Linked DNA regions of Homo sapiens: region 2 is linked to region 1. The links are chromatin loops, found by intact Hi-C in ENCODE. Cell type or tissue: sigmoid colon. All regions are shown on one strand. Each heading gives the region's core, and the rest is flanking DNA. Links, peaks and the distances in the headings are about the cores only. Region 1 overlaps PTPRG (protein tyrosine phosphatase receptor type G). Region 2 overlaps PTPRG (protein tyrosine phosphatase receptor type G).

Region 1 (12,559 bases), core at 4,560-12,559:
ATTCTGGCAACTTTCGCAGCCCCTGAGCTTGAAGACAACCAAACCGTCAAATATGTGCCAGAACAATGACCTGAACAGTACATGCAGATTCAATTCCAAATCTAGAAATCAGAGTTAGGTCCTTCCCATTTCATCCCATGGCCTGGAGCTCTTATACTTCCCAAACATTTTCATGGAGTGTGTCTGTCCATAGGGTGGGTGCCCAGTGTGTAGGGAAGCACCATAACCACTGTCCACATGCACACTCATGTCACCCACAGCAGCACAACCAGGGTCACACTGCCACAGCTGCTTAGCAGCCCTCTGTTTAACAAGCAAAGTACAAAGCATCTTCCCCGCTGATGCCTGCTATCGATCAACTTAAGGACAAAGAGAACCAGCTTCCGCAGCACTCTCAGCAGCCATGGGAACAGCTCCCACTTTTTAAGCGTGGGAACTCTAAATGCTCAGTTGTAAATAACTGCTTTAAAGCCTACTGATCCTTTCATTTATCATCAATTGGTTTCATTTTGAGCAAAGAAAGTTGAAGGCATGAGGGACGGCACATACAGGAGACACTAGGGCACAATGAATCCCAAGAAAACAAATCAAAGGCATCATCAATAATTCAGCTACAAGCATGTGCCAGAGTTGAGAACACCTCCTGGGTTCAACTGATCCTCCCTCCTCAGCCTCCTGAGTAGTGGGACTACAGGAGCTCACCATCATGCCCAGCTTATTTTTTTATTTTATTTTGTGTAGAGACGGGGGCTCTTGCTATGTTGCCCAAGCTAGTACCAAACTCCTGGCCTCAAAATGGAGCACCTTGCCTTTGGGAGAACATCAAAAGCAGGATGGTCTCTCTGGTCCTCTCTCATCCCTTCTCCCCCTGAAACTGGTTATAAAACTTAACTGACCTTCCCCTGAAAGTAGGTCATAGTCTCACCCTCATTCTAGAGAGGTCCTCCACATGCCCAGAGGAAAGGAACGTCCTTATTTCTGTGAGACACCAAGAAGAAATTGAACAAAACAAGCCTTGCTGGCTCCCCTCCACCCCCACAGTTTATTACCGGTAGACAATAATACCCCTTTGTCCTCCAATCATACTTTGGCACCACTGTCCATAAAAATACAGTTTTCCCCGTTGCTTTGGGTCTTCATTTCTGAAAACTCCTGTGACACGTAAAACTGATATTCAATAAATATGCTTGCTTTTCTCTTGTTAATCTGTTATGGGGGCCTCAGCCATGAACTTTTTGATGTGTAAGGGAAAGGAATCTTCTCTCCCCTACACAGGTTCTAGAATGTCAGCTCTGTGCAGGCAGGGATTTGTTCACCACTCTATCCTGGGTGCCTGAAACAAAGGGGCCCGGCATATGGCTGGAAGAAAATATCTGGAGAATAAGTAAAAACATTTTTTATAGTAGCCCCAAATCGAAAACAACTAAAGGATGTGAGTCCAGAAAGCAAAGAACAAGAAGCTAAGGAAAATATCTTCAATCTACAAGAATGTTGGACATGACCCAGGCAACCTATCTCCTAAAAAGTAAAATTGACATTCCAGAATCCCAACAGACCCATCAAATGCAATCAGGTAAATGAACTGTTAGAATGCCGAACCAAGAATACGCTTGGAGAAGAAATTCCTAAAAGTTAATTTTAAAAATAATGTTGCCAAAGGGGAATGATTTGCAGTGGTACCAAGTAATTGGCACTGGTAACTCAGACTGTGTCTCTTCTTTGCTCTGGAAATCCACTCATCACAAGAGTATTCCCTTAAAATGCATTCCTGGTTAGGGCTTATTTTATGAAACGGTCAGTTTTTAACTATTCATATGTAAATTGGGGGCTATGGAGGCATTTCCCTACTAAATTTGCTAATCCCTGAGACAGAGACCACTTCTGTGTCACCTCACCTTCTGCATCAAATGAGGGATGCTCACACACTCAGAAGGAAAGAAGCCCTTTCTTGTTTTTCTTATTTATTTATTTTTTTAAGAGACAGGGTCAGGCTCTGTTGCCCAGTCTGGAATACAGTGGTACAATCATAGCTAACTGCAGCTTCAAACTCCTGGGTTCAACTGATCCTCCCTCCTCAGCCTCCTGAGAAGTGGGACTACAGGAGCTCACCACTATGCCCAGCTTATTTTTTCATTTTATTTTCTTTAGAGATGGTCGGGGGGGGGGGGGTCTTGCTATGTTGCCCACGTTGGTATCAAACTCAGGGCCTGAAGCAATCCTCCCACCTCAGCTTCCCACAAAGGGCTAGGATTACAGGTATAAGCCACTGAGTCTGACTCTTTCATGAAGTAAATTACATCTACACTTAAGAGTTAAACAGGCCAGACACAGTTTCACAATTGGTTGGCCAAGACAGGAGAATGGCTTGAGACCAGGAGTTCAAGACCAGTCTAGGCAACATTGGGAGATCCTATATCTACAAAAAAAATTTAAAAATTAGCCAGGCATGATGGCATATGCCTGTTGTCCTGGCTACAGGGAAGGCTGAGGCAGGAGGATCACTTGAGCCCAGGAGTGAGCCAGGAGTGAGCTGTGGTGAGCCGTGATCCTGCCACCACACTCCAAGCTGGGTGACAAAGTAAGACCCTGTTTCTAAAAAAATACAAAGTAAAAGAGCCAAAATATGCAACCACCCATTAGTACAAGTAACTTGAAGATACATATCTTCAAGAAAAAGTTACAACTGAGTATAACTGCCACTCCTTCTTGACTGAGATGTGTCAATTATAATACTCATTTAGTCCATATTTCTGAACATCTACTATGTGCCAGGCAGTATCCTGGGACCATATGATAAAAGAATAAGTGAAACTGATAACAATCCCTGAAGATCTTAATCTACAGGATTAATGAATATCATGAACAGGTCAACAAATAAGTGAAAAACGTAACTTGCAAATGTGGTTAAATGCTGGGAAGACAATAATCAGAGATGAAATAAGGACAAAGAAGAGAGAGGAAATCATACCTATTTCCTGTCATTGAGAGGCAGCACTGTGCCCTTGTACAACTCTGGACAATCTGGCAGGGGACTCGGCGACTCAACCATTCCACCTGCAGGATGACTCACCAGGCAACCAGGACTCCTGCCGCACACCTCAATAAGCTGATAAAGCGCAGGTGGCCGGGTGCGGTGGCTCACGCCTGTAATCCCAGCACTTTGGGAAGCCGAGGTGGGTGGATCACCTGAGGTCAGGAGTTTGAGACCAGCCTGGCCAACATGGTGAAACCCCGTCTCTACTAAAAAAAAAATACAAAAAGTAGCTGGGCATGGTGGTGGGCACCTAAAATCCTAGCTACTCAGGAGGCTGAGGCACAAGAATCTCTTGAACCCGGGAGGCAGAGGTTGCAGTGAGCCGAGATTGCACCACTGCACTCCAGCCTGGGCGACAGAGTGAGACTTTGTCTCAAAAAAAAAAAAAAAAAGAAAAAGCACAGGTAGCCTTCCTTTGTCAGCAGCATAGAAGGTCAACCCATTAAGCCCTGGGCTGCATACAAGAAAGCAGGATAGAATTATATTATAGGCCAGGCATGGTGGCTCACGCCTGTAATCCCAGCACTTTGGGAGGCTGAGGCGGGCGGACTGCCTGAGCTCAGGAGTTCAAGACCAGCCTGGACAACATGACGAAACCTCATCTCTACTAAAAATACAAAAAACTAGCTGAGCATGGTGGCACATGCCTCTAGTCACATCTACTCAGGAGGCTGAGGTATGAGAATTGCTTGAGCCTGGGAGGCGGAGGCTGCAGTCAGCTGAGACTGCACCACTGCACTCTGGCCTGGGGGACAGAGTGAGACCCTGTCTCAAAAAAAGAAAGAAAGAAAAAAGAATGATATCATAAATATATATTCACCTAACAACAGAGCCTCAAAGCATATGAAGCAAAAACTAACAAAATTCCACCTATATCTCCTAAATGTGCTATGAAGACTTGAGAACGCACATCAATTATCTAGCATATGGGTGCAGGGGGTGGCGGGCAGGTGTTGGTTAAAGCACAAGAGCAGCCCCATTCTCTTGAATGACTCCCACATCCCAGACTCCACGGTAAATGCTATTCACACACGATTCATTTCTCACCACAACACTATAAGGCACAAGAGTAAACTGAGGTCCGAAGAGATTAGGTAATTTGTCAAAGTCAAAGTGCCCTGGAAGGGCATGTATCTCATGTTCCCTCTATGCCTCTCAGATGTGGCACTGGGCTTCCCCTGGAGCCATCCATGAAAAACAGGACAAAAAAGACACCTAACAGATGATGTACCTTAATTAGCCTTACATGTTCCCTTACAGTTCCCCGCGCCCCCCACCGCTCCCCGCTTAACAACCTGCACACATGCTGCTTCTAGTAGATTCTGATTCATGCTGATTTCACTAGATAACTGGGAACAGTGTGGGCCAAGGTGAATTCTAATCTCACAGGCGAGCAGATTCTAGAGCCTCCCTTTCATAGAGGCTGGGCCCTTATACAGGAAGAGGTTACCCTGATGAGCAAAGAAAGTTGAAAGGGCAGGGGACAACACATCTGAGAAAATGGCAGGGCACGACGAATCCTAACAAAACAAAGACATATGCAATGATTTAGCTACACATACGCAGCTGGACTGTAAGATCCATGAGGACAGGGATCAGCCTTGTTCACTGTTCTATCCAAGGTACCTGAAGCAGGGGTGCCTGGCATACAGTCTCATGTACATAAATACGTGAGGACTAAAAGCATTATTTAGAACAAAAAAAAAAATGAAAACAAATAAAATGTCCAACATTAAAATGACAGAAAAGTAGACACTGGCCCATTTATGGAGGATCACTATTGCAGCTGCTAAAAATGACAAGGAACAGGAGACAAATATGCCACCCATTATGAACCATGCTGGAAAAAAAAAGGGGGATAATTTAAAGAAATGGGGAAATGTTCACAATATAAAATGAAAAAGTAGATTGCATAACATCAGTCACAGACAGGATGTCTTGACTAACCCTATATGTACAATACGTCTTTCCTATGTGTAATATGTATAGAAAAAAAAAACTATCAGGATGTAGTGACATTAAGTCACATTCATCTCTACATTGTGAGATGATTTTTTAAATTGTCTCTTCTTTTGGCTTATAAGTACTTTTAAAAAAAATTACTTTTCCCTTATCTTATATGTACTTATAAAATGTTCTGCAATGAATACAAATCTGTTGTTTGGCATAATTTCTACCCCCATGATATCTGGTGGTTGTAGTGTAAATCTCCACTCCATAGCATTTTGATACAAAGATTCTGCAGCTGCCAAACAGGCTTCTGACCCTTCACCCAGTGACAAATAGCTGGCAGTTACATTAGAAGAATGGTTCTCTATTAGGGGAGAATCCCCCACTTGCCAGAAGGCATTTGACTACCCCTGGATGTTCCAACTTAGGAGGATGCTAGTGGCATCCAGTGAGTGGAGGCCAGGAATACTACTACACATCCTACAATGCACAGAAGAGCTCCAGCAACACAGAACTATCGGGGCCCAAAAATACCACTAGTGCTAAGGTTGAGAATCCCTGTTTAAAATGAAGAGCCTGAGGATGTATCTTAAATATAAATAAGAAAAGAAACATTAACAACAATATTAAAATATTGTAACTAGAGGAACAAGGTTCTAGAAGGGCAGAGAAGGGGAACATTTGCTCCACTGAATATCCCTTAACCCTAGCCCAGTCCATGACCCAAAGAAAGAGCTCAACAAGTGTCCTGGCCATCAGGGAAAATAGATTGCACCGTAGAGGAAATTCTAATTTCAGAGTCAGGCAGAGGTAAACTTGAAGATCAGCCCTGTCAATGGCTAACACACTCCGCATCTGCAGAATGAGGAATAGAGCACTATTTATTTGATTCTTCATTTTATTTTTTATTTACTTACTTTGAGACGGAGTCTCGCTCTGTCTCCCAGGTTGGAGTGCAGTGGCGATCTGGGCTCGGTGCAACCTCCGCCTCCCAGGTTCAAGCAATTCTCTGCCTCAGCCTCTCAAGTAGCTGGGATTACAGGCATCCACCACCATACCCTGCTAATTTCTGTATTTTTAGTAGAGATGGGGTTTTACCATCTTGGCCAGGCTGGTCTTGAACTCCTGATCTCGTGACCCACCTGCCTCAGCCTCCCAAAATGCTGGGATTACAGGCATAAGCTACTGCGCCTGGCCTACTTTTATATATATATTGAGATGAAGTCTCGCTGTGTAGCCCAGGCTGGAGTGCAGTGGTGTGATCTCTACTCACTACAACCTCAGCCTCCCAGGTTCAAGTGATTCTCCTGCCTCAGCCTCCCGAATAACTGGGACTACAGGTGTGTGTCACCATGCCCGGCTAAGTTTTGTATTTTTAGTAGAGACGGGGTTTCGCCAGGTTGGCCAGGCTGGTCTTAAATTCCTGACCTCAAGTGATCCACCTACCTCGGCCTCCCAAAGTGCTGGGATTCCAGGCGTGAGCCACCACACCTGGCTATTTGATTCTTACATGACTTACATGGATCAATATATATAAAGCTTCTGACACTCTCCAAGGTACACCAGAGGTGCAGTATTCACTGGTGGCCTACAAAGTAACACCCAGAAAACTTCCAACATGGTGCACGGAAATTGCTTAGCTTCAAGCTCAACACCAATGAATCCAGGTCAATTCCCACATGGACCCATTATCATCTTCTAAAGAAATCTGTGTCTCATGAACTAAGTCTAGCCCTAAGGCTTCATCAGGCCCGTTCAGGATAAACAACCACTAGTCATGAGCAACTGTGTGAGCATATAAATCAATGGCTGCTATCATCTATCACTAGTATTTTCTTGTGAAACTTAAAAAAAAAAAAGATTATTAACAATGGGACAAAATGTCAACGACAACTTTTTTCTTTAAGTAGAGATCCAAAGGGATAAGATTACCTCTGCTCAGACTGAAATCAATACACAAGAACTTAATCAACTAAACCCTACCAAGATACCAGATGGTCTCTTAAGTATTTTGGGATTTTTATCTTACAGCCAACACACCCATCTGGTAGTATATAGAAATTATGTTTTTCCTTTAAAAAAAAAAAAAAGAGAAAGAGTGTCCAAATACATCGTGTAATTGAGGTTGATGAACAGGGTTCTAGAAGTGTAGGCAATGAGGAAAAAAATATAAACATACACACAGATAAATGTGTAATTTATCGGAGCCATTAGAGTCAGCAGAGTCATATAAACTTTTACTAGACAACTCCACAGCAAAAAATATAGGTTCAAATTGCTGAATCATTGTTCACATGTAAATAGGATTCCTAAAACTTTTATTGGTAGTAAAAATTAGTTTACATCATAAAGTAAACAAGAAAAGCAAGCTATAAAACCAAACAGTGGTAAAAGACCCTCAAATGACACATTTCACCAAAAAACTCATTTTGCAAATCGAGAGTTAAACAATTAAGTGTTTGAAAATGCTTACATTTGAAAATGAAAACCATCACATTAATAAATTTTAAGATAAAAGTTGACTGTGCGTTTGATGAGGAAGTGTGTATTTGATTAAATCTTCACACTAGTGTTAGGAAACATTTATTCCATGGAAAAGAGCACTCTGGTTAGAAACACATGGGCTCAAACACAAAACTTCTTTCTTACTCAGTTATCATCCTGAGGTCTACGGTCTTCCCTGTGAAAACCGCAGGCACATCCAATGGTTGGATAACTATTGCATCCTAATAAAATCAGGTGCCAAGTTTCCCTTCTCCTGGCCGGGACTCAATCTCTTATGAGCTCTTTTTTGGCTGCTTCTCAACAGTTTTGTGCGGAACTCGTCACTGTGTTCTTCGAACATGAGTCTCATTCCACAAAAATCTTGTACTACACATTCCCACTGGTGTTCCTAGGTGAGTGGCAATGGTAGATTCTGTAATACCTCGCTGGCATTCAACATTTTTAGGATCAAGGTACATGGTGCCCCCACCCTTGGCTTCCTTGATTTGGTTTTGTAACCCTTATGTATTAAAAGATAATTTCTCAGCAGCCGTGTACAGCTCTGGTTTTCACACATTCAATATGTATCACTGCATTTGTACAGGGGAAAAAAAGTACCAGGCTTTTTAATCCCTGGTGCTTATGGGTTTTATTTTTCCTTCTGGGAAGAAAAGGTGGAAGAATTAAGGACAAGGAGAAATCGAGAGAAACCAGAGACTCCCCTTATTAGGTTTAGCAGTAAAACTCAGTGCCCTGTTTATTAGGACCTTCAGGCTACCATTTGTAAAAGATGTTCTTGATGGTCTGCTTTCCACCAGCAGATTATAGCAAGTCTGTTGAAATAATGAGCTCAGGGACATAAGGCAGGATTCAAACCCCAAACCAAGGCTTTACCAATTTCAAGCCCTGTCATCAGCCACATGATCTTGAGCAAGTAACTAAAACTTTAAGTGTCAGTCTGTGCATCTATACGACAACCTATTTCTAAGAGGAGCCAATGTAATATAAGCAAAGTGCCTTGCATTATACTCAACACAATAAATCCAAGTTGTCATATTATGCTGATTTAGCCCTGCTGTGATTTGAAGCCTGCATGTCTCCTCCAAAACGTAGGTGTTGTCAATGTGATGGTATTAAGAATCGGGATCTTTACGAGGCAATTAGGCCATGATGGCTCCTCCCTTGTTAATGAGATTAAGAACCATATAAAAGAGTCTTCAGATAGTGTTTGGTTCACTTGTTTTTCCACTTCTGCATGAGAGGTCACAGCATATCTTCCTTAGAGGATGCATCAATAAGGTGCCACCTTGGAAGCAGAGAAAAACCCTCACCAGACAGCTGAACCTGCTGGCACCTAAATCTTGGACTTCCCAGCCTCCAGAACTGTGAGAAATAAATTTATATTGTTTATAAATTACCAAAGCCAGGCACAGGGGCTCATGCCTGTAATCCTAGTACTTTAGCAGGCTGAGGTGGGAGGATCACTTGAGCCCAGGAGTTCAGGACCAGCCTAGGCAATACTGTAAGACCTCATCTCTTAAAAGAAAATAGAAAAAGGAAGGAAGGAGGGAGGGAAAGAAGGGAGGGAGGGAAGTGAAAAGGGAAAAGGGAGGGAGGGAGGGAGGAAGTAAAATAAATTAACCAGTCTCCGGCATACTCGTGTAACAATGAAAAACAAACTTAGACAAACCCAAAGTTAACACTAGGTTTTTTAACCTTGGTAATAAACTCACATATGACTGTTCTTTGACACTGCTATACTATATGAAACGTCTATTTGCTTCTTCACTTTTGGATTTCCTGAGACAGCTCAAGGAAAAGGCATTATTTTTTCATGTAAATAAATAATTGCTTCAACAAAGATCAGAATCTTTAAAGTGGAGATTGCCTCACCAGCAGCCCCCAACCCTCATTACTTTTCTTATTTGGAGTTTGAAATATACACGGAGCACAGAAAACATTCTCTTGGGAAACATTCAAGCAACATGCCATTATTCTTCCAATACAAGGTAATAGAACCTAATAGAAAAATGTCTGCCCTCTCTCTCTGACTGTATTACAGATGGCAGCCAAATGAGTGTGTGTTCTGCAGCAGAAAGCCTGGGAAGTGCAGGCATTAGACGTTCCCTTGGTGCATCAGCCTGGGGTCACCCCACTCAAACACCCTGCATTTAGCTGCCAACAAAAAATGAAATGCCTTTGTCTCAGGACAGAGGAACTGAGGTATTTCAAGATGTGTAATTCCAAAAGAAAACCTCTCTTTTGCTGCCCAGTTTTCATTTCCCCTCGGGTGAAAATGTGTAGCCTGGTAGGAGCAAGCTAGGTGTCTTCCACCTGGATCCTTGGTGCCTATGTGTGAAACACAGGAAGGCATTCAAGGCAGGAAAGAATGGGGTCCTGGAGGGATGCCAGGGAATCCGCAGAAGTTAGGTGCTGCTAAGTCCAACTAAGATGCAGTCATGAGACCTTATGAATGAAACAAGGATTGCCTGGGTAACGAATGGACAACTATGTTAACGAATCTCCTAATATGTTATTTTAATCTCAGAGTGTCTTCATCACCATGGGGGTCCACAACACCCTGCAGTAGTCTCCTTTACTAATTCCACTGTCAGGATATTCTCAGGTGACAATGCATAGGACTGGTTTAATCAAACATGAAGCCTCCACTTATCATGAAGTTGCAGCCTGTCTTGGGCTTCAGGCATATCAAAAGCAAGACAGAAAAATAAAACCCAAGAGGACAGAGGATTCACGGATGGGTACAAGGGAGTGTCAGTAGATAGACAAGCCATAACGGGCCTCACAGGCCGCAATCACAATCAGGACACTTCGTAAGGGAACATCTCAAGGCATCAAGGGCACCAAACATTCAGTGGTTTCAGAAAAGCAGCACCAGCTCCAAGGTCAGAGTTTGAATTGCTAACTCTTTTTTTTTTTTTTTTTTTTGAGACGGAGTCTCACTCTGTCACCCAGGCTGGAGTGCAGTGGTGTGATCTCAGCTCACTGCAAGCTCCGCCTCCCAGGTTCACACCATTCTTCTGCCTCAGCCTCCCAAGTAGCTGGGACTACAGGTGCCTGCCACCACGCCCGGCTAATTTTTTTGTATTTTTTAGTGGAGACGGGGTTTCACTGTGTTAGCCAGGATGGTCTCGATCTCCTGACTTCGTGATCCGCCCGCCTCGGCCTCCCAAAGTGCTGGGATTACAGGCGTGAGCCACTGTGCCCGGCCAATTGATAACTTTTAATGAGCTGGATGAACCTGAACAATTACAGGATCATCTAGCTCATTAATCGCACATACCATGTGGCTCAGTTTCCTTCTTTAGAGAAACAATGGTATTGACCCTCCTTTGGGGAGTTGTTATGAGGCTTAAATTAGATAGTATGTGTATGGTGCTTAGTATAATATCTGGCATGTAAGAAAACTGCAATTCCTCTTTTGTTTAAAAATTAATCCAGATAATGGTGTGAAAGACGGTAAAATGAAAGACAGGAAGAGCTGTTCAAACACTGCCAATTCCAGTTATCACGTGCTTAGTAAAGGAGAATAGTCTGGCAGTTTCCCATAAAACTAAATATGTACTTACTATACGACCCAGCAATGGCACCCTTGAGCATTTATCTCAGAGAAATAAAAACTTAGGTTCACTCAAAAACTATGTACACAAATGTTCATAAGCAGCTTTATTTGTAATAGCCCCAAACTAGGAAAAGCCCAGATGTTCTTCAACAGATGAACGGATAAACAAACTGCCACATCCCTACCATGGAATACTGCTCAGGAATAAAAAGGAACAAACAACTTGGATGGGTCTGGGGAGCTACACTGAGTAAAGCAAGCCAGCACCAAAAGGTTATGTACCGTATGATTTCCTTTATATAATGACATTCTCGAAATAACAATGGGTTAGTAATTGCTAGAGGTTAGGGATGTGGGGGTGGCTATCAAGGGGTAGCATATGAGATCTTTGCAGTGATGGAACTGTCCTGTATCTAGATTGTGATGCTGGTCACACAAATCTACACATATGAAAAAAATGCATAAAACTATACATACACATACACACCACAAACACCACTGAGTAAATACAAATAAGTGCATGTTAAACTGGTGAAATCTGAATAAAGTCTGTGAATTGATAATGTCAGTTTCTTGGTTTTGATATTACACTATAAGTATATAGAATGCATCATTGGGGGAGGCTGGGGAAAGGGTACAAAGAACTCCTCTAGGGGAATAATGTTTTGAATGGGAGCATTTCTAGATGTGTAATTCCAGAAGAGTTTTGGACAAAGAAGGCAGTTCAATTAAGAATTAGATGATCTGGCCAGGAGCGGTGGCTCATGCCTTTGATCCCAGGACTTTGGGAGGCCAAGGCAGGCGTTATCACTTGAGCTCAGAAGTTCGAGACCAGCCTGGACAACATGGCAAAACCTCTTCTCTACCAAAAATACACAAAATTAGCCAAGCGTGGTGGCGTGGTGGGACCCATGGTCCCAGCTACTCTGGAGGCTGAGGTGGGAGGATTGCTTCAGTTCAGGAGGTGGAGGTGGCAGTGAGCCAAGACTGCGCCACTGCACTCCAGCCTGGGTGACAGAGTGAGACCCCATCTCAAAAAAATAAAAAAAGATGATCTACTGCAGAGAATCAAAAACAAACCATATTTTATCCAAAAGAGTTACTCTCTCTGAATGGAGGAGTCCTTATTTGTGTCTGTATAAAGCAGGTAAGATTTTATGGCCTCTGCACATAGTAAGTTAGATTATGAAGTCTGGAAATAGGAATGAATACCCTAGTGGCAAGGAAAATAAACCAAGTCTACCTGATCTAAGAAACAGAATTTACTGAAAGTTTTGGGTAGCTCAGCTCCCAGGATCACTGGTTAGGCTAGATCTGGTATTGGCAAACTACAGTCAAATCAGGCAACTGCCTGTTATTGTACATAAAGTTTTGCTGGAACACATCCATGCTCATTTGCTCACATATTGTCTATGGCTGCTTTCACAACACCACAACAAAGATCAATAATTCCAACAAAGATTGTATGGTCCATAGGATCTAAAGCATCTACTATCAGGCCCTTTAGA
Region 2 (12,559 bases), core at 31-8,030, 160 kb before region 1:
GAAGACAGGCCTACTAATAAATTTAATTATTTCTGCTATGCCACAACAAATGGAGAGAAAGCGCAGAGCTCAAGATGAACAATAATCTAAACCGTTAGATCTGATTTGTAACCTAATTTTATTCTGGTACTGGCAGAGGAACAAAATAAAACTCAAGCTGTAATAACAGGCAAGGTATGCTGTCAGCACTCTTGAGGGAATTTTTATATTTTAAGCCTGTGGGAATTTGGAAAAGGTCCATGGTACTATTTTTTCCCTTATCTGACTCGCATGGCTGATTACACCTTTAAATTAAGTCTAATAATGCATATTGTCTTTGTTAATCAGGATATGAAAGCTGAAGTTGTGTTTTGTGAAAAAGCAGATCATTTTCCAATATAGAACTCAGGCATGATGGAATGGACACTTCAATGAAATTCAGCTTTGGTCAAATGGAGGGCAAGTTACATGGCCCTAGATGCAACTAATTCATTTCCATCATCACTGTCCATTCTGGCTCTTGTTGGTTTTCTGGCCAAAGAGCAGACATATTAGTCAACTTGTCTGCTGTGTTGGTCAGATTTCTACTGCAACAATACTGTGGGACCAAAAGCAAGAGGGGAAAAAAGGATTTTGGTATTGAACAACAGTAGGCATTTATTTCTTGCTCACTGGTGTTTGGGTACACTGGGTGACTGAGAGTTAAGCAACAGGTTGGGGCCAGGAAGTTCCACCTGTGAATCTAGGACATGCTTTTCTCATGGTACCTAGCAGAACAGAGAGGCCAAGTAAAGTCATGCAAGCACATTCAAGCACTCTATTCATGGGCCTTCCATGACATTCCACTGACCAAAGAGCATCACAAAACCCAGCCCAAAGTTCAGCCAGAAGTGAGATGTCCACAGCAGGCCTAATTGGGAGGCACAGCAGAGTCACAAACTAAAGGGGCTGCTGGGCTATGACAGGGAGAAAGTGTCACATTCGAACAATCATCAGGTCTACCTCACCTGGGCTGCCACATTCACCCTAACCTGCCCTCCTGGTGACAGCCTTGCACTCCCCAACACAGGTAGGCAAGGGGGAACCCTCATTGGCTGGCAGGTAGCCAATCAGATACTCATTCTTACATCATATGATGTCACCTTGATGGTGGAACGCTAAAGTAAAAGCCCACAAAAGCAAATTCAGCTACCCTCATTACAACCCTTCTTAAGGACTGGATTCTCCATTTGTCCCGAATTACTTATAAAAAATGCCTATTCATTCTAATTAGTTTCTTTGGATCTCCATGACTTCTCTGTCAAAGGCCATTGTAGGGACAATTGCATTACACAGACAGAGCTGAGAAGAGAAATCTGTCCAAAAGAGGTAGGAGTTGGGTGGCCAAGAGTAGGGGTGGGTAGCCAGACCTGGGAACTTGTCTTCTAGCTGGGTCTGCATCATAAACACACTGCTGCCTTTATTGAGGTCATATGCCTATGGAGCAGATAAAGAGGTTTAAACAATGCTAAATAAGGTATCCCTTCGCACTGTCGTTGCTTATACAGGGCACCTAAAAAGAAATCATTCCTTTAAGCTTGTTATCTGGTTCTTGTCCATTCCTCTCTCATCCTTCCTTACCTCAGATTCTTAGGGTTTTACTGTCATCTTCCAAATCAATGATTCACTGATCAATACTTTCAGTCCTGCACTCTAATCCTAAATTACTCCTGCCCATGCATCACTTCTTCCTGGATATCCTACCTGCACCCTAAACTCATTTTTGGTCTAGAACTGAATTTGCCAGCTTTCATACAAACCTCTACCCTTTCCTCTATTCTCTGTACCAGTCGTATTGTTCTTATTTTATCCTGCACTCCCTGTAGAGTACACTTTGGCCTCCAACATGCTATTATGCTCACAGTTGCAAGTATCACTGGCTTCCTGGCCACAGACCAAAAGCCATTTAGGCTGTGCAGGCACAGCCCACTTCCAGCTACAGAGGCTCAACAGGCTAAACAGTTTCCCAGCCCCCCATTGCAGCTATAAGGTGGGCATGGCCACAATTCCAAGAACACACCTGAGGTGAAGTATGCAATGGGACTTCTGGGAAAGCTCTGCCTCCCTGATACAGGAGCTGGGGGAAAACTGTTCTGCTTAATCACCTTGAAATCAAGAGAGCACAGAGCTTCAATAGCTGTGCACCCGCTCAAAAAGCTTCCGTGGCTCTCAACTGTCAAGTGAATAAAATCTAAGCTCCTTAGTTCAGGATTCAAATGCCTTAATTATCTGGTCCACATTTATGTTTCAAGTTTATGTCTTTCTATTCCCCTTCATATTAATACAGAATAACTATATTATTTTCTTTTCAAGCTTACAACGTGCCAGATAACCTGCTAGGTACATGACATATAGTATTCACTGTCCACACTGGCCCCTATGTGGTCAGTGTTATAATACTTATTTTACAGAAATTAACAGGATCAGAACTCAAATGTAAGTTTCTCTCCATAAAGCCTCATGTTTTTCAACCCTTATTTCTTGGGTATCTTCTGTGTGTCAGACACTAGTACACCATACCACTTCCTCTTCCAGTTGGATTTTCTATCTGTCCCACTCCTTTAGGGTTATTCTTCTGGGCTCAGCTCAGAAAACTGTTTCATGGGCAATGTCTCCCCTCAAGATGCAGCAAAAAGCCATCAGTGATCACATTTTTCTCTGAAAAAAGAGTGCATCTTTATTTTCTTCTTTTAATCCTTCCTACTTCTAGTATGGTAATATAATTATACCTTACTCCAAATTTGAGGATGCAAGCTCTTGACTAAGGCAAAGTCTGCTGCTTATTCATTTTGTAACTTTCCCCCACTAACCTCCCCCACCGTGATAATAATAAGAAACAACAGTTACTGGGCCTTCACTATGTGGAAGGCAGTGAACTAACACTTTACACATTCTTTTACTTATTCTTATGATAACTCTATGGATTATATTACCCCCATTTTACAAGAAAAGAAAAAAATGTGGCAAAGTTAAGTCATCTGCTCAAGGTCACAAGCCTACTAGATAGCAAAAACAGATTAAATCCAACAGGTTCAGTAGAAATAATTTTTTAAAAATTTTAATGGTATACTACACCTCAGTTTTTATCAACAAAGATACAAAAGGTCTAAACTTTAAAGCACTTGGATCAAAAGGCCCCATTAGGAGTTGACCCAAGTTGTAAAGCCTTTTTTACTGCCAGATTTGAACAACGGGGATGGGTTTAAGAATAACCTTCACTGAGCTTCTCTGGCCAAATTCTGTGTGGGAGGGCAGGAAAGGGAGGAGTTTAATTCAGTATTATCTAGGCCAAGGGATCCGTGCCCAGTGCAACGTATGTGCCAAAGATTTTAGGCCTAAGTTGAAATCTTTGTGCGATTTTGCGAAAGGGATGGTGTGTCCTACATAATTAAATGTGCCTTTAGAGCCAGTATCATATTATGGAATTTGAATGGCTTATATTCAAAGAAATTGATTCCTGCCTGGGAAGGTTATGATGAGGTTGATAACTTCTTTTACGGGTTCCCAAACTGGACCAAGAGCCCACCTACATATGATTTATCTGGGGTGGATGAAAAAAAAATGTATAGATTTCACAGTTAAGGAATAGGGGTGAGTGCCACGTACAAAGTTCACCAGGGGTTTCTGATGAGCTGCAAGATTTGAGAGCCACTGGATTCCAGTTCACTCCACATCTTAACAGCTAACACCTTTGTAACTTCTCCACTTAAAAATAACCAAACAAAAAATCGGAGGGTTTTCTCCTAGTTTCTGGCTTTAGTTTCCAGTAACTGCAATTTTAAAAAGTTCCAGATGATGATTCTTAGGTCTCCTTCAAATGTGGTTACACACACAAAAGGTCCAATCCTAAAGAATCCACTCTCTGGATTTCAGTAATGCCTATTGAGTTTTGTTTGTATAACAATATCAGCTCCGTGCCTGGATAGGATTACACAGAGTCAGGGAGAGCAAGCACGTTCTGAGGAAAGCAGCTTGCCCTTCAATAATCTGATAAACAGGCGTTAACAGAAGCACCACAAGTACTGGATGCCCCGGTCTGCGAGCCTTTGTTGAACCATATGTCAGAGTGCTCCTAGCTCTGCAGAAGATCAAAAATATGGTTGCCCAGTTAAAAGTCATTCTCTGAGCTGCTTTGCAGGAACAAGAGGGAAAGGAAGGGCTTTGCTTATAAGAATGGAATAAATAGTCTCAATATACAATTTGACATCTGAAAGGGCAAAAAAAAATCATCCCAATACGATTCAATAATACATATTTACGTACACACACATACCCTTACATGAACACATTTATGATTCTGTTATCAAGATGGCATTTACACAAGTGTACATATGTGTATATATGTTATTTTCTAGCAGTCTTAGATTATTCCAACAACTTGAATCATTATCAGCTAAAAAATAAAGAAAAATATAAAATTCAGCTAACTACTGGAACTTGCACTGATCAAGACCTCTGTCACCAAATTGACCACAATGTTAAAATACACATCAGCTTCTACATGATGAAAGAGGAATCAAGAGGGAGTAAAAGAACAACGCACAGCTCTCAGGGTCAAAACTAAGTTCTGACAATGTCACTGGCATACCATATACGCTGGCCCAGAGACAGACCGGATGTAAACTTGAGTAATGACAAGTAACTTTAATTAAACTCTCCAACTGCTTATACGTCTGATGAACTTCAAAATGTACTTGCTCATCAAGTTAGGGTCTCTCAGAGTGGTAATCCTTTCTTATCAATCTTTGACAAACTATTAAATTTCCCATTTTTCCCCTGACCAATGGTAGAATGCCCTCTCTCCTTGTGATTTACAAGTCGTCTCAGAAATTAGAAAATGATGTACAGCTAGTGCAATTCATTTTAATAGGAATTTGAATGGCTTCTCTTTCCCTTTTTCGAAATACAATATCCTGAATTGTCCTCTCCGTCCATGTGATAAATCACTTGGGTGCAGAAAATGAAGAATTTTTAAATGGCAAGATAAAAGGCATGATTCTGTATTCTCTGTTTATGAAAGGGCTGCTCTTTGAAGTGACAAAAGCTGTGGTGCTGCTGTGTTTCCACCTGTAAAACTCCTATAAAATTTAATAGAACTTAGAGGGGTACACAAGCCACGGAGTATGAAACCTAATTTCCATCCCAGTTCATTTGATTTCCTAAAATTACATCAACAGCAAAATCAGATAGATTGTAGACACTGGTTTTATGAGGCTTCTAATAGGCAAAACTCTTATTTCAGTATTTAAAGAATAATTACCACTCTGTAATTCAGCCATGGGCCCATCGGAGCCTATTTCTGTCATCTCCTTTCATTTGCCAATAGGTATAACCAACACAGGTTTGCTAACTACCCTATCACATATTTTAGATAATTTAAGAAGAAAAAAAATGATATTCACTAAGATGCAATATAAATCCAGAAGTACAAAAATCACAAGAAAATCCACAAATCAGAAACCAAAAAGACTTAATCATTAAATTCAATTTTCCACTCACTGTATCTAAAATGAGCCACAGACCCGACAGGGCATGTGTATTCAGAACCTGGATAAGGATGATGGTGAAATGAAGTCTTTAACCCATCCATTACAACTACCTTTTGAATCATTCCAGGGAGGCTTTACCTACATGCACTTGTGTAACAGATCTACAGATTCTGTAACTTTAGAAACTCAACTTTCTTTCTCGCCAACACATTATTTCCCACAAGGTTCATTCTAAGATCATTCAATCAAGTCAGGCTTGCTATAATTGGATTCTCCCTCTCCCCCTCCCTCCACTTTAAAAGACCAAAATGATAACACTGAGTTCAGGCTAAAAATGGTATGCAAGTTTTGGAAGAGACCTAGGCACAAAAAATTATATTTAGTATATTCGATGCTTATCAATTCAACAAAAATCAGCTACAAAGGGCCTGTTCCAGAACTTTAGCAATCATCCCACCAAATTAGGTCACCATATACTAAAATCTGACAGAGGTTTGTGCTGTATTTTTCTTAAATGGCAAAGAGAGAATATGATCGAGAGCTTAATAGAAAACACAGCCCACAACATAAGAACAAAAGGTCAAGTCATATTTTGCAAACTCCAAGATTTGTAAATCCATCTCCCTGCCCCACTTCACTAACATCTACCATTCTCAAGAAATCACATTACACTAAAAAAACATGAGTTTTGCTCTAGGTAAGAATGACTAAAGGGAAATCTCCCTTCTGTCCTTCCAATCACACAGTAAATACAGCACAAGATTTAATTGCAGTTTATACCATCATACATCCCAGTGGGGTGGCTCATCTGAGAGCTGAATCAGTGACGCCCTTTAACTTAGACTCCATGACCTTCTGGGTTGTGGTAATTACCCTAACCCAGAAAACAGTCCTCAGAGGGAAATGTCATCAGTGGATAACTTGTGCCATGGGGCACTTTGATTTTTTTTTTTTTTTTTTTTTGTCTTTCCCATTTTCGGGAAGAGTAGGCCTGGGATTTGTTTTAAAAGGTAATTTATTATGAACATACTGCATGGCTTTTGCTTTGGCAGCGTTTTTCTTTTCTTGAAATAAAGAAATAAGGAGAAAGACACATACAGGCCACTGTTTAAGCCTAGAAAACATCCCTTATGGGAGGGTTTCTTAACCTTGGCACTATCAACAATTCAGGACAGAACATTCTTTTGTGGGGACAGTCCAGTGCATTGTAGAATGTTCAGCAGCATCCTTGGCCTCTACCCACTAGAGGCTGGTAGCTCCAAGTCTTGCTGTAACAACCAAAAATGTCTCCAAACATTGCCAAAAGCCCCTTCTGGAGTAAAATAGCCCCAAATTGAGAACCACTGCTTAGGGAGGGGAAAAAAAGAAAAAAAGTTCCCTTAGAATGATGAAGGTCAGCCCTGGCAAGGTCAGAGAAGTGGTGCAGATCCACCCTGCCTCTGGGTTTCAGGCGCCTGTGTCCTCATCACCAGTGAAGCTGGGAGCCACCATAAACAGGAAGTACATCAACAGATCTTCATCTTAAAGGATCTGTCAAACTCTTTGTAATGTGCTATCATAAAACTAAAACTCAAAAGAGGAAAATGCCTGTGTCTGCAAAGGGGGGAAGAGAGCTGGCATTTATACATCAGGAAGGGGAAAAATCCTATGCTTCAAAACTGCTGCACTGGCAAATGCCTGATGCTGTGAGGCCTATTTTTAAAAGGGGGACCGGGGGCACAAAGAAACAGAAACGTGAACTTTTGTTTAATGTTTATAACATCTTCTTTATCTCTTTGACACATCAAGGTAGATTTTATTTTTTTTTTTTTTTTGGAGAGAGAAAGACACAGGAAAAGAAAAAGTAAATCCTACAGTAAAAATAAAGAATAAGCATAGGACCAAGTGAAGTTAACAATCAGCACTTTTATGCTATCCTTAAACAGAAAGACACTGATGAGACAGATCTATGTTAACCCTTTCATACAAAAGGTTGCCGAATACAGTCTACCACAATGTACCATTGGAATAAAGAAGGTTCCGGTTCCATTTGGGGATATAAAAGCAAACCAAGCCTGGCAGCTTGAAAGCTAAGATTTGAGATTACATCCCTTTACAAAGAAATTGGTTACTCAGGTGACAGAGCTCACATCCCAGTAAGGAGGATACAATCTAGTTCTGACTATTAACTCCAGATTGCCCCTCCAAGTCCACATCTTTCCAGTAAGAGAACAAAGGTAGTTCTGGGCAGTCACATCTTTATCCATCAATCTTAAACAACAATGGAGACCTGAGATTAATACTGACTTGGCTCAGGGTAATTAACACTACTCTGCTCCCCTGCTTTTGTGTGAAATATGCTAGAAAACCAATAGAGAGGACTGCAGATGTTTACTTACAGAAAGCCCAAGGGCATTTAAGTGACCAAAGCTTTTTCCCAGGAGCCCTGGAAATTATTTTTCTTTACTACGAACCTGCATTCCACTCTTTCTCCATGAATGAATGTGGTCTTGTTTGATCTAAGCATTTTCCAGAATATCCCTCTGAACCATAAATCAACTCTAAGGGAAAGGTAGTGATTAATACAACAAATGGATCTTGCCATGGTAAATTTTTCATACCTGACAACTATGTCCTAGAGCAAGTATAAAAGACCCTAGCGTTGCAACTTTTAACTATCCAAATACTTGGTAATTATTCTAACAGACCCAGAAGACCCATGACAAATAGGTATTTTTCAATCTCTTGAGGAAGAAATTACTTTTGAGCACCTGAAAGCTAGTATATGGTGGTGTGTCACCCAGTGAGAGAGCCCAGCCAACCACCAGACATTCACATTTCAACATTGTTTTATTGTAAAAGTGCAACATTCAGGAAGCAACAACAACAACAAAAATCCTTTGGGGGAAAAAATAACTCATCAAGTATGCAGTAAAACGTGAACATAAGTTGAAATAGTACTGTGGGTTGCAGTGTGCTTAGCAGAATGTTTGAGGCATTACATGTTGTCCATGTTGGACAACATGGACAACATGAACCATGTTGTCCAAAACAATGGCTACCAGGCACATATGGCCAATTAAGCAATTGCAATGTCCCTTAGTAAGAAATGGGATGGGCTTACAGAGTATAATACACATCAGATTTCAAAGACTTCGCAGGAAAAAAAAGAATGTAAAATATTTCACTAATAATTTTTTTTATCGATTGCAGGTTGAAATGATGCTATTGCAGAGATAATGGGTTGAATAAAATAAACAACTAAATGTAATTTAATTTCACCTTTTTCTTTTTACTTTTTTAGTATGACCACTAGAAAATTTTAAATTACATGTGTGACTGGCATTGATGGCTCACAGATTTCTACTCACAGCAAATTTTCTGTAAGTGCCTGACAGGAAATATTTTAGGCTCTGGCTCTGTCTATGGTGCTAAAGCACCCATGGATAATATGTAAACAAATGAATGTGGCTATGTTCCAATATTAGTTCATCAGACAGCTGAATTTGGCCTGTGTGCCCTAGTTTGCCTACCCAGGGTCTAGAACATTAACAGTTCCCTATAAAGAAGAAGATGAACCTACCAGGTGCCTGTGATCTGAATTTGGCCAGCAAATGTGTTTTTGCATCCAGCGTGGGTTTTGCACAGATCTGAACTTGAATTACCTTTATACTGGGCATGGGTATTCCAGGTCCTCACAGTCCCCATGACTCCTGAAATCTAACTGGCCTTCTCATAATGGCCATGTGCACAAGCACTCCTGCTGCAGAGCTGGTGTCATACAAAGAGGCTCTCCACAGAGACAGACAGTCAGAAAGTCAGAAAATGTGCATTTCTACCCAGGACTGATAAATGGTCCAAACCAAATCAATTTTGAGAATGAAAGAATGGACATAATTAACAATTATATCTGGATAATAGGCTCCAATGAGAATGCATACAGTTATCCTAATGATGAAGCAAACTAGGCCTGCAAGAAGAATACTGGCCAACTTTACCTAAGAAACCGGCATAACTGTTTGACAACACTTCCCCTGTAGCACATTGTATTAATGTTAAACAAACCTTTCCTCTAACATATCTAACAGGGCCAGAATCCCTTGATGTCTACATACTGAACACTGTGCAACCAGCATTCATTTCATCTTCTCTTTGGCCAGCTTCTCAAGCTCTATTTTGCCATCTCTGGAAAATAATGCTGGTTCTCGTCTCAGTGGTCACACCTTCCCTATTCAAATCATGAACTGGTGATTTTTAAAAGTTCCACCCAAACTGGCAATGACTACACCAGGGCTCATTCTCCTACTCCTCCTACTTTTGTATATTACTGATAATTTCCATTTTTAAAAATTGATTTAAGGTCCTAAACAGACTGTAGGGTAGGGTGCAGCATGTATCTTGGTGCTAAGATAACCAGCTGCACAAATAATGGAGCTAGTTAGGATGCAACTGACATGACCTGAAACACTGAGTCTTTTTTTTTTTTTTTTGAGATGGAGTCTTGCTCTGTTGGCCAGGCTGGAGTGCAATGGTGCAATCTCAGCTCACTGCAACCTCCACATCCCGGGTTCAAGTGATTCTCCTGCCTCAGCCTCCTGAGTAGCTGGGACTACAGGCGCACGCCACCACGGCCAGCTAATTTTGTGTGTGTGTATTTTTAGTAGAGCCGGAGTTTCACCATGTTGGCCAGGCGGGTCTCAAACTCCTGGCATCCGGCCCTCTGGGCCTTCTGAGAAAGTTCTTCCAAACATTCCCTGCTGTGGACAGTGAACAGCCCACCATAATGCAGAGCCAGAATTAGGATAATGCTAACAATATGGATGGCAGAGCCCAGAAACAGAGAGAAACAGTCCCTAACCGTCTTGAGAAGCGGAACCCAACCCTCACTGAGGCCAACACAGACGTTATTCTTTTCCATTTTTTCCATTATGACACAAGCCGACTTGAGTTTCTGTTGTTGCACTCCACATAGGTTATTGCTGTAGACATCACCCTCATCTTCTCCTCCCCTTTCTTCCCCCCTCCACCCCTCTTCTATGTATGTGTGTAAAAAAAATTATATTTATGTAGTCCCAGCTACTTGGGGGCTGAAGTGGGAGGATTACTTGAGCCCTAGAGGTTGAGGCTGCAATGAGCCATGATCGCACCACTGCTCTCCAGCCTGGGTGACAGAGCAAGACTGTCTCAAAAAAAAAAAAAAAAATTACACACACACATATGCGTGTGCGCACACCACCCTCCCCAGTGGTCTGTACCTGGAGAGCACCTGAGGGCGTCTGTGTGCATAGACCACTGGGGGGTAATCATGAAAATATGTGTGCTTTTGAAGCTAAATTAAGCAGTCAGAAGCCATTTCCCACCTCACAAGCACTCCCCTGGGCTGCCAGTGCATCTGTTTTGCAGAAGCAGCTGGTGACACACTTTTTACCTTACCAGGAAGTCACTTCCCAGAGGGAAGCTACGGCAGGCGGTGCCAGGGCAGGGGCTTCACCAGAGAGCACTGCAAAGCTTCAGCAGATTTCTGCTTCCTTCCACCTTTCTTCTTCCTTAAAGGTACTGTGCAGAGTTCTGGCCGGACATGGTGGCTCACGTCTGTAATCCCAGCACTTTGGGAGGCTGACGGCGGGTGGATCACCTGAGGTCCAGAGTTCGAGACCAGCCTGACAAACATGGCGAAACCCTATCTCTACTAAAAGTACAAAAATTAGCTGGGCGTGGTGGCGGGTGCCTGTAATCCCAGCTACTCGGGAGGCTGAGGCAGGAGAATCACTTGAACCCAGGAGGCAGAGGTTGCAGTAAGCCGAGATCATGCCACTGCACTCCAGCCTGGGCAACAAGAACAAAAAAAAAAAAACAGAGTACCGTGCACAGTTCTGTCCCCACCACGGAACACCCTTCTTTCTCCACACCTATTACCTCAGGAAACATGACTTTCTTCACCCAACTTGAAACACTAATCCTGAGAAATCAGACTAGGGATTGTGCCAACCTCATACGGAAGTCTCTGGCATGGAGGTAACTTGGACGCCATCAAGAACTAGCAACAATCTCTAACCCAGCCAAGGCACCGAGAAGCCTCCTTGGGAAACTCTCCAAGTTCTTGTACCTACTAAACTTCAAGTAAAAACTCTTTATCCTCTACTAGTGCTCAGGGTATTTTTGACCCAAAGAATTTTTTTTGTGTTTTCTGTCTTTATTTTTGAAATTGGAGCTGTAATAACATGTCACCTGTCTTCAACTCACCTGGAAAACCTACCACCTTCTAGAACACTGGCTCTATGAAAAAACATACCAAATCAGCTTAAAACCAGTAATATATCTGTCACCATCCTACCCTCCCACCCCACAACGAGCTGATGGACACAGTCACACAATATTTATTCAGTAATTACAATTTTCCAGGCACTGGTCTAAGCATTGTACCACAGAGTCTTTATTTTTCACTCTATTTCCATTGTTAGATCCATATGATAGATGAAGAAAGTGAGGCAGAGAGAGTTTAAATTACCTTCCAGGTACACAGCTAGGAAGTTAGCAGGGTTGGAATTCACACCCACCCTAGTCTGGCTTTAGTGTCCATACTCTTAACTGTGATAGTACAGCATCTTCCAAATTCAGAATTCAACCCCTTGAACAATAAAATAAATACACTTACTGTTCTGGGGAAAAATGTTATGTCCACACTCTCAAGGGGTTAGTGAATAACTCCCACCTCCTAAAGTGTGAGCTGCACATAGTGACTTTGTTACAAGGAGTACAGTATGGTGGGGGGCAAACTTACAGTGGAGAAATCTAACAAATACCAACTCAGTCCAGGAGATCAAGGTCATAAATTGTGTTGAAAACAAGTACCTTTGATAGGTTGTGATCAAAATGGCACTTTACCTGTGTTATCTTCTACCCCAAAACCTATAAGCCCCATGTAATTATGAGGAAAACTTTAGGTAAATCCAAATTGAAGGACATTCTATGAAATATGTGACCAGTACTCAACATTGCCAAGGTCATTAAGAACAAGGAAAGTCTGAGAAACTGTCGCAGTCCAGCAGAACCTAAAGAGACATGATGACTAG

The links. A loop is a pair of places that touch in the nucleus more often than their neighbours do. Peaks named below come from ENCODE experiments on the same cell type or tissue, not always from the same donor. Only the 100,000 strongest peaks of a DNase experiment are listed, where the experiment ranks them.
Region 2: a loop joins it to region 1, with 2.8 times the contacts of the local background. A loop is called at or near these places in 2 of 110 quality-filtered maps.

Annotation. Positions count from the first base shown.
Region 1 is chr3:61,645,650-61,658,208 of GRCh38, reverse strand. All of the region lies in intron 1 of PTPRG (protein tyrosine phosphatase receptor type G), which reads right to left. Among named protein-coding and RNA genes, the nearest start is that of PTPRG, 90 kb to the right of the region's middle. In sigmoid colon, for the core only: no CTCF peak of the experiment used is centred there; a DNase peak (open chromatin) is centred at 7,738.
Region 2 is chr3:61,799,442-61,812,000 of GRCh38, reverse strand. All of the region lies in intron 2 of PTPRG (protein tyrosine phosphatase receptor type G), which reads right to left. Among named protein-coding and RNA genes, the nearest start is that of PTPRG, 240 kb to the right of the region's middle. In sigmoid colon, for the core only: no CTCF peak of the experiment used is centred there; DNase peaks (open chromatin) are centred at 1,920 and 3,300; H3K27ac peaks cover 1,426 bases.